2 separate regions of the Homo sapiens genome follow, and region 1 is linked to region 2. Evidence: chromatin contacts called from ENCODE Hi-C data. All regions are on one chromosome and are shown on one strand. The core of a region is the stretch at or near the end of the contact, and the rest is flanking DNA. Distances in the headings are between cores, read along the strand shown. Region 1 holds the start of TUBGCP3 (tubulin gamma complex component 3). Region 2 holds the start of IRS2 (insulin receptor substrate 2).

Region 1 (2,700 bases), core at 147-2,646, 2.8 Mb after region 2:
TTGTGCATCTGCATCACCAGCACTTAGCACAGTTCCCGGGGGGAACTTTGAGGACGGGGTTGTCCTCAAAGATTTCTTAGATAAATAAAGTGATAGAATCAAACTTTACAAGATGCAGCAAGAACTGTGTGAAGTCACTCATTTAATAGCGACACAAAATTATTCATGATTGCCCCAAGATTATCATAGAACATCCAATGAATTATGTACAGTAATTGTCATGAAGCATGAAAGGTCAAAATGCATTCTCAGTACTTTAAATGTAACTTTGAAGTCTTCCTTCAAAAATTGAGTAACTTCTTTTCCACATTTTGGTGCTTAAGATGTAACTCAGTTGCTTCCATTACTCAGAAAATTCCCTCATGGTGCATCCTCACTCTCTGCCCCACCAACCTGGCCAAAACAAGGAGCAAGAAATGGCATCCTGTACCATTTCTTTCAAAGTACCTCGACTACAAAATGGTTTTACCTACCGTATAGGATTAGTTTTGCTTATTAGTAACAATATTCGCCATGTGAACTTTCCCAGAATAGTTTTATATCAAATCCAACCTTCAACCCTTTAAACAGTAGGAAAACACGGCAGTTACAGTCGTTAACACCCTCTTCCCATAATACTCAAGCCTGTTAAACTTTCCTAACGAAAAGGGACGATGATGTGACACTCCAGCACCCCGCATCCACCTCCGCGGCGCAGCCGCTCTCTCCACCCCACAGGATGAACCCAAAGGCGCGCAGAGGCGCCCTCCCACGGCGCGTGACACCAGAGAAGGGGGATAAATTGGCGAGCTGGCATTCCTCCCGTCCTCACTGACGGACCCGCGAGCGGAGTGAGCGGTGACTCAGCCCGCTCCGGCTCGGCTCCGCCCTCCCGCCTCCCGCCCCGGCGTTCTCGCCCCGGCCTTGGCCTCTCCACTCCCTCCGCCCCGGTCCTGGCCCCCAGCCCTCCGCTGTCCTCCCCGGCTCCCTGACCCTCGAACCCCAGCCCTCCGCTCCCTCGTCCGGGCCCCACGTCCTCGGCCCGTCCCCCAGCCCTCTGCCCGGCCCTGCATCCTCGTTCCTCCAGCCCCGGAACGTATTAGGGCTGCACGCGCAGGGAGCAGCCCCCGGGACGGGTCTGCGGGCTTCGCGTCGCCCGGCCACTCTACCTTCGCTCCTGCCCAGGATCCTGCAGCACAGGTTCTGCAGCAGAACGTTCGGCGACTTCTGGTCCGGGGTCGCCATCCTCGCCCGGAGCCGTGCACGGTGGTCCGGGCAGAGCCGCCACTGCCGCCGCACGCGCAGGGACCGCGGCCCGCGCCCTTCCTGCGCCCCGCAAGCTCCCTGCTCCTGACAGGCTAAGGCGCGGGCGCCGCCGGCCACCAGGGCGCCATTTTAACGGAACCCGCCGAAAGCGCGGGCGCTTCCCACAATGCCCCGCTTCTTCCCTGCGCCGCGGCCGCGCGTGCGGCTGCCTAAGCGTTCCCGGCCCTGTCTGGTGCATTCCCCCTGCTGCTGCCCGGTCGGCCGAGAAAGTTCCGGGCGACAGGTGGCCCGAGGCCCTCGAGCTGCGCGGACAGAGCGGCCCCGGAGTCGCGAGCGTGACGGGCTTGCTTGGAGGGCACTTGGTGGCCGGTAGCACCATAAAGGCCATAATTTGGTGTGTGGGTGTGGGGGTGTGTGTGTTAACGGCATTGGTTTGATTCACACTTCTGATGAAAGAAGCCTGTTTAAAAAAGAAAAGAAAAAAGAAGCCTGTTTAAAGGGTGCAGGGTGTTACGATTGTTAACGTGCAGTGGGCAGTTCACCTGCTACGCTATCCAACAGGCGCCCTGCTCAGGCCCGACCTCGCACTGCCGCGCGGGCCGGTCCCCCCCGGCCCGGGTAACTGGGACGTCCTGGGAAAATAAATTAATCACGTACGGAGTGAGAGAACAGGAAACCTGCCGAGAAAAAGATCGATAAGCAGACAATTACACCAAGCCAACTTCAGTGCAATCGTTAAAGCTTACACATGGGTGCACGCTTGGGAGCCGTGAGCTACCATGTTAAAAGGCCAACTTCCTAAGGAAAAATGATGGAAAGAGATCCCGAGATCCTATGAAATGGAAGAGGGAGGACAACCCAGCTATCCCAACATCCCAGCTGAGGCCAGCCACACACGTGACTGTCTGCAAAGCCCGTCGGGCCTGGGTCCAGCTCAGGTTGCAGAATTGTTGGCAAGTAAAACGTTTGTTGTCGTTCTGACTCAAAAACATGGAGACAAAGCAGACTTGTAGGGTATTACAGTCAACAACTAGACCCTACAGCTAAAGGACTGTCTCCTTGCATGATGCAACAACCATCACAGCTCTGCAAGAGCAACCAAACCACCAAGGATGCGATCACCCCTCACTGCCTTCGATACGCATTCTGTGGAAACGCTTCTAAACTTGCATCACACTCAACACGATCAGTTAGTAACTGGCTTCTCATGAAGTTATTCTCTCAGCCGCATACTACAATGTCCAGATGTCATCTAAATCCTGCCACCCTCTCCCCCACCTTCAGCTGAAACGCTGCATGACTGCATCATCTTACCTGACCAGCTCTCTCCTAGGACAGACATGCAAGAACCCCCCTCACTAACGCTGATGTTATTTGGTTTACAGATGGCTCTTACTTAAAGATGCAGCTGGAAGGTATTACACTGGTTATGCCATAGCGTCTTTGCCCAAAGAA
Region 2 (2,700 bases), core at 9-2,508:
CATGAGCTGCAGCGTCACCGACGGCTGCTCGCAGTTGAGCTTCACGAAGCCGATGGTGCGCGCAGACAGGCACAGACGGTACACCCCCGTCAGGTTCTTGCTCTGGCCCAGACCCTTGGGCTTCAGGTTCACCTGCCACACCTCACGGTAGGCGGCCGTGGCGGGAGCCACCAGCCCGTAGCTGTCCTCGGCCCCGGCGGCGCCGGCAGAGCCGCCCAGGGCGCCGGGCAGGGAGGCGCTGCAGGACGCGGCGGGCGCGGCGGCGGGGGGCGCGTCTCCGGCGGCCGCGCGGCCCTCGCTGACCAGGTCGGTGAGCGCGCGGTACCAGCCCTCCTGCTCCTGCTCGTTCTCGGCGGCCACGGCGAAGTACTCGTCCTTGGTGTAGAGGGCGATCAGGTACTTGTGCTTGGCGTCGGCGCGCTTGTTGATGTTCAGGCAGCAGTCGAGAGCGATCACCCGTTTCGGCGCGCCTGCCTTGCTCCGCCACTTTTTCTCGCTCTCGTAGTACTCGAGCCGCGGCGGTTGCGGCGCCGACCCCCCGCCCGCCGTCGCCTCGTCGCCGCCCGCGCCGGGTCCGCGCAGCACGAAGAAGCGCTTGTGGCCATGCTTCTGCTTGCGCAGGTAGCCGCACTTGCGCACGCTGTGGTTGTTGTTGTTGTTGTTGTTGTTGAGGTTGGGGCCGTCTCCGCTCGCCGGCCCGGGCGGCCCGTGCCGCGGCGGGCTCGCCATCGCGGGCGCTTCAGGCCGCGCGGCCCGGGCCCGGCGCCCAGGGGTTGGGGCGAGGGGCGGAGGGGGCGCGGGCGGGGGCGGCTCCCTCCCACCCTTGCGCCCGGCCGCCCGCCCGATCACGCGTCCCTCGGGCCCAGGCGGTGGGGAAGGTCCGGGGAGGCCCGCGGGGGCCAGCACCGCTCGGCGGCGCCGCGCCCTCCGCGCTCTGGGGCTCCTGAGGATGCCCGGCGCGGGCGGTGGCCGCCCCCCTCCCCGGCTGCCTGCGGCCGCTGCCTCCTCGGGCTCTCGGGCGGCGCCGGGGGACGCGCTCGCTGGGCCGGGAGTCGGGGTCCCCGAGCCGCGGGGCCGAGCCTAAGGCGCGCGCGGCCGCACCGGGGCTGCTGCCGCCGCGTCGCGCTCCGGGAAGCCGGGGTGCGCCCGGGCGCTCGGGGTCCGCGCCGCCGCCGGGGCTGCTGCTGCTGCTGGTGTTGCTGCTGCTGCTGCCAACGGCGACCCGGGCTCGTCGCGGTCCCCGCCGCACAGTGAGTAACACATCGCGCACCGAGTGACTGAACTAAGAAGAGCAAAACAACATGTGACTCGGCGTTACGCAGGCACACACAGCGCGGCCGCCCCGCCCCGCTGCCTCGCATTGGCGCCGCGCCCCCCGACGGACGGCGCGCTCGGCCAATCGGCGCGGCGCTCGCGGGGGCGGGCCGCGCGCCCCCGCCCCGCCCCCCTTTCTCCCCGGGCCGCGTTTCCCGCCGTCCCCTCCCCCTCCCGCGAAGGCCCCGGCCCGGCCGGGCGGGGTGGGGCGGCCCCGGCCTCATTAATCAGCGGCTTGTTGTGGATGCCGGCGGAGGAGATGCCACCCAGGGCGGGAAAAGGGGCGCGGAAGAGGGGCGGGGCGGGCCACGGCGCGCAGGGCCCTTCCCTCCCGCCTCGGACTCAATTAATTGGGCTTGAGCTTCCGCCGGGGAGGGGGCGCCGGGCGGGGCCGCGGCTGGGCGGGGCGGGGGATCGGGATCGGCGGCGGGGGCTGCGGCCTTGCAGTGGAAGCATGGGCGGCGAGCCGGGCCGTGCTCTCGGGGCGCGGGGTCCCCATTTTGGGCGAGGGCGGCCGCTCCCGCGCTCGGGGTGGGCGCGCCCCATCCCCGTCCCCCGTTTCCCGTCCCCGTCTCCCGGCCGCATCTCCGTCCCCCCGCAGCCGCGAAACGCGGGGAGGTTCCAGGGCCCGCGGCCGCGGGTTCGCGAGCACCGCGCTCCAGATCGAGAGCGGCGCGCGCCCTTCCGTGGAGGACAGAGGGGCGCGGAGGGGGCGCCTGTGTCCCACCCGCTCGCGGGCGCTTTACGGGGCGTCCTCTGCGCCATTCACTTGTCAGCTTGTCGGGAAGTTGAAATCGCGTTTGGGAGGTAATAGGAGAAAGAGATCGGGGACGGCAGGCGGAGAAAGTGCGGTTTCCATAGCGCCGGGGAGAGGGCGGACCCGCGAGCCAGCGGTCCCTGAGCCGGGAGACCGCGCGGGCGTCTCTCCAGCCCCCGCAGGAGCGCCGCCTTCCTTCCGCAGGGGCGTCCTCTCCCCCCACCGCTGCAGGAGCACCCCCTTCCTTCCTCGGAAGCGTCCTCTCACCACACCGCTTCAAGAGCCCCCCCTTCCTTCCACAGGGGCGTCCTTTCCCCCTCCGAGGCAGGAGCGCCCCTTTTCCCCCCACAGGAGCGCCCTCCCCACCCCAGGAGCGCCCTGCGCCCAGCAGACGGGCAGGTGGGCGGGCGTCCACTACCTGTGTGCGCGGTGCGGGCGGTGACTGCCAAGTTGGAGATGCCCTTGGAGAACTGCTTCGAATTCATGTATCTACTGGGCTTTTGTGACTTTCAAAGCCTATAGCAAATAAGCACCCCTGCAATTACGTCTCCTCAATGACCAAGTCAGGGTGAGGTGAGGGCTTCCTGAGTTCAGATCCCAGCAAGCTCCCGATCCTGCGCAACGAAGAA

Evidence for each region. A loop is a pair of places that touch in the nucleus more often than their neighbours do. Pooled maps may share reads with other maps.
Region 1: a loop to region 2 is called in a map of naive thymus-derived CD4-positive, alpha-beta T cell, with 18 times the contacts of the local background. The contact joins the promoter of TUBGCP3 here to the promoter of IRS2 in region 2. A Hi-C loop is called at or near these places in 1 of 168 maps with a recorded cell type or tissue (naive thymus-derived CD4-positive, alpha-beta T cell), 1 of 37 single-sample maps with no recorded cell type and 8 of 50 pooled maps.

Annotation. Positions count from the first base shown.
Region 1 is chr13:112,586,757-112,589,456 of GRCh38, forward strand. TUBGCP3 (tubulin gamma complex component 3) reads right to left here and starts at 1,397. Exons shown (of 22, transcript NM_006322.6): 1 at 1,149-1,397. The coding sequence starts at 1,224. LOC124903251 (a long non-coding RNA gene) reads left to right here and starts at 1,430. Exons shown (of 2, transcript XR_007063945.1): 1 at 1,430-2,660. RefSeq lists silencers at 868-987, 1,018-1,077, 1,108-1,327 and an enhancer at 1,393-2,212.
Region 2 is chr13:109,785,325-109,788,024 of GRCh38, forward strand. It overlaps IRS2 (insulin receptor substrate 2), which reads right to left and starts at 1,259. Exons shown (of 2, transcript NM_003749.3): 1 at 1-1,259. The coding sequence starts at 729. It overlaps LOC124903211 (WAS/WASL-interacting protein family member 1-like), which reads left to right and starts at 1,760. Exons shown (of 2, transcript XM_047430835.1): 1 at 1,760-2,121; 2 at 2,276-2,700. The coding sequence starts at 1,769. The coding sequence ends at 2,513. RefSeq lists an enhancer at 1-395 and silencers at 1,237-1,466, 1,487-1,656.